2 separate regions of the Homo sapiens genome follow, and region 2 is linked to region 1. The links are chromatin contacts, found by Hi-C or POLR2A ChIA-PET in ENCODE. All regions are on one chromosome and are shown on one strand. Each heading gives the region's core, a stretch centred on a gene start or an enhancer-like site at or near the end of the contact. The rest is flanking DNA. Distances are from core to core; before and after follow the strand shown. Region 1 overlaps TENT4B (terminal nucleotidyltransferase 4B). Region 2 overlaps ZNF423 (zinc finger protein 423).

Region 1 (5,944 bases), core at 963-3,462:
ACTTCCGTTTTCGGTACATCACTTTCCTCTTTCCATTCATAAATCTTTTTCCACGACATGGCTGTGCTGGAGTCTCTGAACCTACTCTGGCTCGGGAGGCTGCCCAATTTGCAAATCATTCTTTGCTCAATTAAACCATTAAATGGCATGGTGGCTCACGCCTGTAATCCCAGCACTTTCAGAGGCCCAGGCAGGCAGATTGCTTGAGCCCAGGAGTTCAAGACCAGACTGGGCAACATGGCAAAACCCCATGTCTACAAAAAATACAAAAATCACCCAGGCGTGGTGGTGCACACCTGTAGTCCCAGCTACGCAGGAGGCTGAGGCAGGAAAATCACTTGAACCCAGAAGGCGGAGGTTGCAGTGAGCTGTGCTTGCACCACTGCACTCCAGCCTGGGTGACAAAGCAAGACTCTGTCTCCAAAAAAAACTTAAATTTAATTTGGCTAAGGTTTTTCTTTTAACAAATGGGAAGTGTCTCTAGTGTTTCACATAATGTGTACTGGTTTGAAAGTACCACTCTTTATCAGCTCTTTAACAGGTTAAGGAAACACCTTTATATTCCAAGTTTACCAAAGGTTGTTGTACTCTGTTTTTTTTTTGTTTTTTGTTTTTTTTTTAGAGATGGGGTCTTGCTATCATCCCCAGGCTGGAAGGCAGTGGCACAATCACATCTCACTGCAGCATCAAGCTCCTGGGCTCAAGTGACTCTCCTGACTTAGCCTCCCAAGTAGCTGAGACTACAGGCATGTGCCCACATCCTGCTTAAAGTTGTACTATTTTTTTTTTTTTGAGACAGGGTTTCGTTCTGTTACCCACACTGGAATGCAGTGGCACAACCATAGCTCACTGCAGCCTTTACTTCCTGGGCTCAAGCAATCCCCCTGCCTCAGCCCCACTGTAGCTGGGACTACAGCTGCATGCCATCACACCCAGCTAATTTTTGTCTATTTTTTTTTTTTTTGTAGAGACAGGATTTCACCATGTTGCCCAGGCTGGTCTCAAACTCCTGGCTCAAGCGATCTGCCCGCCTTGGCCTCCCAAAGTGCTGGGATTACAGGCATGAGGCACTACCCCTGGCCAGTTGTACTCTTTTTAACAGACATATTTAAGATTTCACTCCATACTTTCAACAAGCATCTATTGTATTTTTTGCAGAATAAAGCAACATTGGTAGCTTCTTCCTTTCATGATGAAGGAGATGATGATGATGATGATGATGATGATGATGATGATGATAATGATAAACTAAAAGCTACTCTAAGTATATGGCTTCCCGGTAAACAAATTTCACAAACAAGGCACTCATACTGTGGTAACAACAAAAATGTTTTAAGTCAAACAAAAGCCCACTACTATAATAAATCTTTTTTTTCACACTCCTAATTAGGTAACTCTCTTAACCAAATAAATAGCAAACAAAACAAAATAAAAACAATACATCTAATACTGCCATTGGGCTGCCAACCAGCAGATCACAGGATGACATTTTCTGGATATGCACAAAACTGAAAACATTTCAGATATTTTCTATAATTCTTTGAGTATAAAAATTTTCTGGACTATGTACTGTTTCATCTTATCAAATCCCTCAGACCAAATTTATTTAGATACATATGTTGCATTTACCACCTAATTTCTCTTAAACTTTGCTGTCTACAGAAGTTATTAGCAGGCACATCTGTGTACAATATACTGTAAAGTTCTACATTGACTATTTCTTCCGCTCCAAAGCAGGGCCTGGGATGATTACCATTCCAAGAGTATTTCTACTATATCTATTGTAGACAACACAGAACTTTATCAAAATAATGCTTACTCATTAGCCCTGTAAAGGCCTCCCACTGAAGTTATCTTTATTCCTGAATACAGTATAAGATCTTTAAGACCTATGGACAAAATAAGAGATCTACTATATAGCTCACAAAATTGTAAAATTTATATGTATATTTTTTATACCTTTATACATTTACATGTCTTTTGGAAGATACTGTGAACACTGATAATTTTAAAGAGGCCTCATTTAGTTTCATTAATGAAAATGATATGCATAAGTACTGCACACTTTCCTCTTTACATGCTAAAACTTGAATAATGACAAAAATATGCTGTACACTAAGCCAGACATAATTTAAAGCCTCCTTTTGTTTTCATGACTCAGGACCATCATTAAACACACCCATAATTGTCCAGTATCATTCCAAGTAGCTTGGGGTCTAAATCTGGACTCTGCTATGGGCTCACTCTTCCTGCTTAATTCTGACTTCCTCCCCTTTCCTCTTTCAGTTTTCATTCCGCTTAACACAGTCATTAATAGAAAGTAAACTCACTGAGAGCCAAAGGATTTCTCCAAAAGAATCAAGTTCGTACTTTCAATGCTAGGCTTTCAAAGCTATATGATGAGATAAGAGTGCCTTCCACATTTCCTTAGCTGTGCTTTGGAGGGGGTATCACCAGGACAAAGCATCTAACTTCTGTATGGTACCTCATATTTTTCAAAGAAGCTCTTACCTATTCTCTGTTTCAGTCATCCACAATAATCCTGTGAATCAAACTAGGCAGAATTTAACTTCTAATTAAAAAAATGTTTATGGGAAATAATCGATTTCCCTAAGATCACATAGAAAATCAATTAAACAAGCCTGGGCAGTCTACAAAAAAAAATTTAAAAATTAGCCAGGCCGGGTGCAGTGGCTCATGCCTGTAATCCCAGCACTTTGGGAGGCCGAGGCAGGCGGATCACAAGGTCAGGAGATCGAGACCATCCTGGCTAACACGGTGAAACCCCGTCTCTACTAAAAAATACAAAAAATTAGCCGGGCATGGTGGCGGGCGCCTGTAGTCCCAGCTACTTGGGAGGCTGAGGCAGGAGAATGATGTGAACCTGGGAGGCAGAGCTTGCAGTGAGCCGAGATCGCGCCACTGCACTCCAGCCTGGGTGACAGAGCGAGACTCCGTCTCAAAAAAAAAAAAAAAAAAAAAATTAGCCAAGCACGGTGGCTAGCGCCTGTAGTTCCAGCTACTGTGGGGGAAAGGAGCGGGTGGGGGTGGAGGGGTGCTGAAGTGCAAGTATCGCTTGAGCCCAGGAAATTGATGCTCCAGTGAGCCATGACTGCACCACTGCGCTTCAGCCTGGGCAACAGAGCAAGACCCTGTCTCAAAGCAAATTCAATGAACCTGAAAAAAAGAAAAAGAAAGAAAGAAAGAAATAATGGCCAGGCATGGTGGCTCATGCATATAATCACAGCGCTTTGGGAGGCAGAGGCGGGTGGATCGCCTGAGGTCAGAAGTTCAAGACCAGCCTGGCCAACGTGATGAAACCCCGTCTCTACAAAAATACAAAAACTAGCCAGGCAAGATGGCAGGTGCCTGTAATCTCAGCAACTCAGGAGGCTGAGATGGGAGAATCGCTTGAACCCGAGAGGCAGAGGTTGCAGTGAACTGAGATTGCACCATTGCACTCCAGCCTGGGCGACAGAGCAAGACTCCGTCTCAGAGAAAAAAAAAAAAAGAAAGAAAAGAGAAAGAAAGAACAGAAAAAAGAAAAGAGAGAGAAGATACTATCTCAAAAGAGAAAAAAATTTATGAAAATCAATAATCAAAATGAAATAGGAAAAAAACAGATCTCACTTGAACACACCAAATATTAGGACCACAGAGGTAAAGCCATGGGACTTGAAATCCTGGCTCAGACTTTTCTAGCTGAGTGCCCTTTCAAAAGTTACCAACAGTCCTCATTCTCAGTCTCCGCATCTATAAAAAAGGGACATTAATGCCCACTCCACAGCTCTGTGGGGTGCTAAGCCCAGTGGCCGGGAAGTCCCCACTTGACCTTCAGCTTTAGCAGCCATGGGATTTCATGAGTTCACAAGGGCAATGAGAGAGTATGACGGTCATTACTCTAAGACAGGTCTGCCAAAACAGTGATCACTTCCTATGGCAGCCACCAGCCCTCCTCCTCATCCTTCAGGAATCCTTTACTCCTCCTCATTACCTACATTCCCACAAACACTTATGGAAGGTGACAACATGCCCAGGCTTTTGTCCAACCAACCATCAGACAAACCTCCTCTTAAAGACTCCAGGACCTGGCCAGGCGCGGTGACTCACACCTGTAATCCCAACACTTTGGGAGGCCGAGGCAGGTGGATCACGAGGTCAGGAGATCGAGACCATCCTAGCAAACACGGTGAAATCCCATCTCTACTAAAAATAGAAAAAAATTGGCCGGGCGTGGCGGTGGGCACCTGTAGTCCCAGCTACTCGGGAGGCTGAGGCAGGAGAATTGCTTGAGCCCAGGAGGCAGAGGTTGCAGTGAGCCGAGATCGTGCCACTGCACTCCAGCCTGGGCGACAGAGCAAAACTCCGTCTCACAAAAAAAAAAAAAAAAAAAAAACTCCAGGAACTGCTGCTATGGGCCCACCACTCCTCTTTACCGGCCTGACTCTCCTAACCCTTTGGTCCTTTGCCTGAACCAAAAAGCTAACTCCAAAGTATTTCTAAAAGAATGCAAGTATCTGACAGTTCCACCACCTTTAACATCTCCTAATTCCTCTCTACCAGAAGTCAGCAAACCACACCCAATGGCCATACCCAGCTCACCTCCAGCCTCTGATTTTTGTATAGTCCACAAGCTAATAATGTATTCATTCATTCACTGAGACAGGGTCTCACTCTGTCACCTAGGCTAGAGTGCAGTGGCACAAACCACTGTAGCCTTGACTTCCTCGGGTTCAGGCAATCCTCCTACCTCAGCCTCCCAAGTAGCTGGGACCACAGGCACATAACACCATGCCCAGCTAATTTTTTGTAGAGACAGGGTTTCATCACATTGCTCAGGCTGATCTCAAGCTCCTGGGCTCCAGCAATCCACCCAGCCTCCCAAAGTGCTGGGATTACAAGCATGAGCCACCACGCCTGGCCTGTTTTTACATTTTTTAATGGTTGAAAAGAAGTCAAAAGAAGAATTATACAGGAGACACATGAAAATTATGTGCAATTCAAATTACAGTGTACACAGTTTTATTAGAATAGTCATGTACATTCATCTATATATTGTCAATGGCTTTCTCAGTTGTAGTTAAGACAGAGACCACAGATTCAACAAAGCTGAAAACAACTATCTTTACAGGAAAAGTCTGCTGCCCCTGGTAATACACAGGCTCCATAATATATTCAACAGTAACTTGATAGGTCAAGTCTACCAAGTTACACTGTGCATTTCTCTGCATTGCCTTGTACATTTATTTGAGGGTAATGAAATCTATAGATGCACCTATTGTGTACTCATAATAATTTTAAAAAAAATTTTAAAGAAATCTATAGAATTAAAGTTTTTAGAAGTGCACTATGGTAACAACTGTCTCCTCAACATCCTCCACGATCTCATCCCAGTTCATGTCAAAGGGTCAATTAAGAAGGTCATACTTGCTTGACAACTTGTTGTATAGGAAGAAAAAAGATCACATTTATTAATGATTTTTTTTTTTTTTTTTGAGACAGAGTCTTGCTCTGTCACCCAGGCTGGAGTGTGATCTCAGCTCACTGTAGCCTCCACCTCCCAGGTCCAAGCATTCTCCAGCCTCAGCCTCCTGAGTAGCTGGGATTACAGGTGCTTACCACCATGCGTGGCTAATTTTTGTATTTTTAGCAGAGACAGGGTTTCACCATGTTGCCCAGGCTGGTATCGAACTCCTGACCCCAGTGATCTGCCCACCTCGGCCTCTCAAAGCACTGGGATTACAAGCGTGAGACACCATGCCCGGCCTATTAATGATATATATATTTTGTTTGTTTGTTTGTTTTTTTGAGATGGAGTTTTGCTCTTGTTGCCCAGGCTGGAGGGCAATGGTGCGATCTCGACTCACCGCAACCTCCGCCTCCCAGGTTCAAGTGATTCTCCTGCCTCAGCCTCCCCAGTAGCTGGGATTACAGGCATGTGCCA
Region 2 (5,944 bases), core at 1,280-3,779, 600 kb after region 1:
ACCCTTTAGAAGCAACCATTTACAGTGCTGCAGTAGTTATAAACCATCTGCATCCAGTCCTAACATCACCCCCGACCACTTCAGTTTTTCCCTGGATATTTCCAAAAGCATGTGGAAGTGAAGCAGTGAGTTTCTTCAGCAGACAGCTCTTACCTTGGACTTTCAGGTGTCTCTGCACAGCCAGGATTGCAGGGCCAGGCCTGGGCCTTTTGGCGTGATGGCCTCCCTTGCTCAGTTTCCTGTACAGTGGAATGCCCTACCCAGTTTTGTCCCCAGTGCGCGTGCTCACCAGCCAGCTGGGGTCTGTCAGCAGCGAGGGCCCACAAATCTCCAGGCAGCCCCCTTTCTCCTCTACACAGGTTTTCACTCTGGCCTGACACCTGTTTCCCTTCACTGCTTCTGCCCCCAGGAATGATGCTCCAAGTGCCAGCTCTGGAATGACAAAAATGATAATGATGGTAAAAGGAATAAGAGCCACTGTTTATGCAGTGTGTGCTGTGGCCAGGCACCTTACGTGCATTATTGCAGTTTTCCCTCAAAGTTTTATAAAGTAGGAGTTATTGTTCCCATGTGACAGATGAGGAAATGGAGGCAAGGAGAGGTTCAGTAACACACCTAAGCTCTCACAGCTAGAAAGTTGCACAGCCTGGAGGTATAGTCAGGCTACCTAACTCTAAATGTGTCCTTCTCACCACTCCTGTCTTCTTTCTGGCTGTTTTCTTCAAATACACACATGTGAGGAGAAGTTGAGGAACAGTTTCCAGGAAGCAGATACTACCCAGGGAAGGAGGTTGTGTGTGATTGACAAGCTCTCCCCATGAGGACCTGTTCTGCATTGTGGGCAGGGGAGAGTAAGGGAGGGTGGGAGTCACCCAGGAGGCTGCCGTAGGGAGGGTTGAGCTATGTTTGGGTTTAGGAGAGGATGCGGGGAAGGTAGCTGTGATTACCAAATATTCCAGCCCTTTTTGACTGAGGAATGAACAAGGCCAGGGCTGTGGTCCTGCCCTCTTCATAATGGTATTTGTAAAGTCTGTGTTAAATGCAGAGAACCAATAGTAATATAATCTCTGAGTATTGTGCCCTCTTAGAGCTGTAGACTTGCAGATTGTTGGAATCACAGAATCCCAAACTCTGAGAACTGCAGAGCTCTAGAATCATAATGTTGGGGGCCTCCCATTTACACGGTACCTAAGAGAACGGCACCGACATGCATGGACACCAGGCAGGCTTGCACACGGCAGACTGGAGCATCCTCTACAGCAGGCTGTCCAAAGGAAATAGGATTCGAGCCACAAGTGCAATTTCAAATTTTCTACTAGCCACATTTAAAAAAAAATTAAAAGGAAACCGGTGAAATTAAAGAGTATACTTTTTGTTTAACCCAATATATCCAAAATATTATGATGGTACCATATAATCAACTTAAAAATTATGAATGAGACTTTTTTAACATTCTTTTATCGTACTAAACCTTAACAATATGGTGTGTATTTTGGACTGACAGCACGTCTCAGGGTAGACCCACCCCATTTCAGTTGCTCAGTAGTCACATGTGGCTAGTGGCAACTGGAGTAGATAGGATAGCTCTAGGTAGGAGACCCTCCTCCCCCAGGTTCCCACTGGGAGGTGCATTGTGAGGCCTGGGCTGTGGGCTGATCTTCCCCTGGCCAGAGGAGCAGGCTCTTGGGGAACATTGGCAGTGGCGTTACTCTTTTTGTGGTTTGGAAACAGACACTCCCAACTTGGAGTGCTCCAGCCATCTTGCCAGCTGCTCCTGTTCATCACAGCTGCTCCAGGGCTGACCTTCAGAGAGATCTCTCGATGCCCAGAGAGAGCTCTTAGGTGGTTGGATGGAGCCCGAAGCCCAAGCCGACCCAACAGGGCAGAGAGGAGCCACGTGGCCGAAACCCCAGGCATCCTTCTTGCTTCTGCCCCTTGCTGGAACAGAATGGCTGGGCTGTGCTTCCTGGCGTGTGGCCCTGCCATATTCCATCCCTGCCTGCCAATCCCTAGGGGGTGAAGAGGTGGGAGTGGGGAAGCACACAGCCCTGTGCCTGACATCCCCCTCCTCTGCACAGCATGCAAGGCCACCTTCCCGGGCTGATGCTGTGAAAGCGATTCTCTGTCTCTCTCCTGCAGCCACGGGGAGATAAAAGCCAGGGCTGTGGGGATGGTAGAGAGGGAGCCAAATTATATTTATAATATTAAAGTGAGTGCATTTGTGGCTTGCTGTTCTCCAGGGTTTTTCATAAGTAGAAAAACACAAATTAGCATTTTCCATTTCCATATATTGACTAGAAAAATCGCCTGCTCTCAATTAAGACCTATAGCTTTTGGGATGTATGCAACAATTTTATAAAATATTTACAGCAAGATTTGCATTTTACATGGTGTTACAGTTTTTCTTGTGTTTAGGAGTAAGGGCTGAGGCCTTCGAGAGGAAATACATTCTCTGGAATCGAGGGGGAAGGAAGCTGCGGGCTGTTGTTTTTCTTGCCTTCTCTATCTACTCCGGCTGTCCAGGGCTGACGTTGTCTCTGGTAATTACCTAAGGCTGATCCACCCCTGAGCTATTTGTTAGTCTGTTTTCAAAGCCCGTGCTCCTTTGACAAATCTATTACTTTCCCTTTAAAACTTGCCGGAATGGAGCTGTTTGCGGCTTTGTGCGAGATGAAGAAGAACATTTTTTTTTCCCAATGTAAAAGCATGCCGTAAAGAACATAGCTATTTCCTGGATAATTTGCAGTTGTATATTTTATGTTAATTTCACCGAAAATACTGCACCCCTGCCAGGTTTAGTAGTGGCTCACTGTGATATGAATAATTTCTAGTGAATCATTTTTTTTTCTTCATTTAAGATTTGGCACCTTTTTAAGATTTTAATAATAGCAACAAGGAGGAAGATTTAGAACAAGTGAAACATTAGTGCCAAAGAAATTCACGTTGAGCGCTAATGTAAAATAGCAAGAATAATTACATGGAAAGCAGTTTCCACAGATGTTTTTCCTTGTAATGTAATAACTATTTACTAAACTGTTTATTTTAGGCCTTTGGTTTATAATAAAATATTTATACATTCTCTGCTGTAATAAAAAAATATTGACAAAATACTATAGAGGTTTAAAAAGACAATTGATATTTTTATTTTCCAGGAAGCGAGCATGGTTTAAAAGTTTGGTGCTATTTTGGTGGATGTTTCAAGATTAGTGAATCTGGGTTTGGTTTTTGAGTTCATTTCTTAGTTTACTGTTTCAGAACTAACTGCACAGAAAAATTTTGTTAGCCTATCATTGGATGCAGGTACTGGTGGGCACTTTATTTTTTAAAATAGAATTCTTACCTGTGAATCCCTCCAGTTGAGTGCTAAATATGAGTTGCAGATCTCTCCCTATTAATCAGTCAGGCTAAGCTGGTCTGTGGCTGGGAAGGCAGGAAGATGCTAGTGAGTGCGCCTGGGAATTTAAGTTCAGGCAGGATCAGGGGCTGTTTGGAGGGCAGTTTAGCCCTGGGGTTTCTGGAAAGATTTGACCTTGATTTTCAGCCTCTGTCTGTAGCCACTGAAGTATGTCCAGGGACAATGTCCCAGTGTGGGTTTACCACATGTGAGCTCCATCTGGAGCTGGGAGTGGCAGGGAAACCCTAACTTCTTGAGCCCCTCTTTTGTACTGTCCTCATTGGGGAGGAAAACCAACAGGAGGGGACACAAGAGAGACCCCCCCACCCCCACCTCAGCAGCACTCCCTGCCCTCCCGCCTTTAGCTGTGACGCAGATCGTGCTGTTGGGGTCACCCGGGTGTTCAGGGTGAAAATGGCCAAGGTGGTGGGGTGGAGAGGAATTTAAGGACCAAAACAAGAAAGAGGATGCCAAGGAGTTCTGAAAGAGCCTGGCTGGGCCTTGTCTGTGTTTTGGGAGCAACTGACCAAGGTCCAGTTTTGTAAGAACCAGCCTCCTTCCGCCCTCTTGCTCTCCCAAGACATCTGCGTTGACAGCCCTGTGTGTGCCTGTCGTAGCTCCTGAGGGTATGTCTGTGAGCCTGAGTGGTGGCCTCTGTGTATCATGTTGTTCTTGCTGCTGTTGGCCGTGTGTGCTCTAATTTGTGTTATATTTGCGCCTGTCCATCTGCATCCCCGTGAGTTTGTTTCGAGTCTTCTGTTTATGGGTTTAGATGTCTTTGTGCCTGTGGGTGTTTTTTTGGGCTAACACATTGGATGCTTCTTTCTGTGCTTTGTGTTTGTCTTTGAGTGTGTTTGTGGTCTTATGTGTTTAATGCTTTGTATTTGGATCTGTGGGTTTATCTGTGTTTTTGTGTCTATCTTGGAGTGTATGTCTCTATATTCCTGTCTGTGTGTTGTGTGTATGTTGGGTGTGACAGTGAACCCCTCTTCTGTATGCCTGTGTTTTTCTGTTTGTGTCAGTATGCACTTGTGTGTGTGTGTCTGTGTGAGAGAGGTAAGCATTCCCTCTGTTGAGAGAGGCCTGGGGGCTTCCCAGCTTGGAGGCAGCTGGCTGTGTTACCGCAAGGGTGTGGCCATCTCTTTCCACCAAACTTTCTGATGGAAGGAGAGGAGAGAGGAGGCAGGGAAGAGATTCCAGAGGGGCCAGAGGGGATGGCGCATGGGAGGGAAGTGTGGAATTTTTAATAAAGAGAGAGACAACTGAACCAGGGTCTAACACCCTGCACAATCTGGAAGGGAACATTTACTGCTCTGGGTTCTTAATCCAGATATGTCCCCACTTCTGTTTACCCCCCAGCTGAAAGGCAGGCAGCTGGGGGGCTGAGGGGAGGGGATGGTTCTCAAGGACTCGCTTTGCACTGCTAGTTTTTGAGTTCTATCCTGACTTGGTCCATCCCCAGTAATCTAGGACAACATTTCCTCCTGTTCTCCTGCAGGGGACAGGAAGCTGCCTCTGGGGAACCTGCGGGTTCCATGGGGGGCCAGGAGGAGCCTCTTACAGATAGAGATTTCTGCTGCCTTCTGAGCCCCTGGCAGAGTTCTTGGTCTTCTCTTCAGTAGTGTGTTGCCTCCGCGGCCCCCTCTCCCCAACCTTGTGCTTTCCTAAATAAGCTTTACTCACTTTGCAAAGGAAGTGGATTTCTTCCAGGTCCCACACCAGCGGTGCTGGTCTTGGGGGCTTCTCGGAGATCTAAGGCCATTCTCCCTTCTCTGTGAGCAGGCTTGGGGCTTGGGTGTTTCATGTATACAGATGGAGAAACAAAGGCACGGAGGGCATATGGCTTGGTTGCAGGCAGAGAGTCAGGGTAGAGTTTGGAAGTTGACCTGTGGGAGGTGCTACAATCCCACCAGAAAGAGATCTCTGCAAACCCTGTCCGCCAGACTTCAGAGAGGGTTCTGGCGGGAGAGGCAGGGGTGAGACCTCTAAGGGACAAGAGTGAGGTCTGTGAATGGCAGAGAAATTTTTTTTTTTTTGAGACAAGGTCTTACTCTGTCACCCAGACTGGAGTGCAGTGGCATGATCATAGCTCACTGCAGCCTTGACCTCCCAGGCTCCAGCAATCCTTCCACCTCAGCCTCCTGAGTAGCTGGGACCACAGGCACGTGCCACCACCCCTGGCTAATTTTTAAATTTTTTTTGTAGAGACAGGATCTTGCTATGTTGCCCAGGCTGGTCTTGAACTCTTGGCTTCTTGTGATCCTCCCAAAGCACTGAGATTACAGGCATGAGCCACCACGCAGAGCCCAGAGGTTTGGCTCTTTGGGGTGGGGATGAGTTTGGGGTCAGAGCTGGATTGCTGTGGATAGCAGTCACCACCAGGGGTCCCCCTTCTCTTCACTCCCCCATACAACCTTTCCTCCAAATCCATCTTGATCAGGTATTTGAAGGATTTTGGTTTGGGGAGGGTGAGCTGATGACTGCACCTGGATGACTGACCCTTCTCCAGACCCACAACCGCACGAAAGCTGTCTCTCCACACCTTGCTAA

Evidence for each region. A loop is a pair of places that touch in the nucleus more often than their neighbours do. ChIA-PET counts read pairs that join two places held with the same protein, here RNA polymerase II (POLR2A). Pooled maps may share reads with other maps.
Region 2: a map with no recorded cell type shows a loop between it and region 1 (5-fold over the local background). The contact joins two enhancer-like sites. A Hi-C loop is called at or near these places in 1 of 37 single-sample maps with no recorded cell type and 2 of 50 pooled maps. POLR2A ChIA-PET finds 5 or more read pairs at or near these places in 1 of 52 experiments (AG04450).

The regions. Positions count from the first base shown.
Region 1 is chr16:50,191,784-50,197,727 of GRCh38, reverse strand. The region is part of intron 1 of TENT4B (terminal nucleotidyltransferase 4B); the gene reads right to left. Among named protein-coding and RNA genes, the nearest start is that of TENT4B, 41 kb to the right of the region's middle. Within about 2 kb of position 2,212, at least 5 of the 41 ENCODE cell types and tissues checked have a DNase peak (open chromatin) inside an H3K27ac peak, as active enhancers do.
Region 2 is chr16:49,592,921-49,598,864 of GRCh38, reverse strand. The region is part of intron 5 of ZNF423 (zinc finger protein 423); the gene reads left to right. Among named protein-coding and RNA genes, the nearest start is that of LINC02179, 130 kb to the right of the region's middle. RefSeq lists an enhancer at 1,406-1,926. Within about 2 kb of position 2,529, at least 5 of the 41 ENCODE cell types and tissues checked have a DNase peak (open chromatin) inside an H3K27ac peak, as active enhancers do.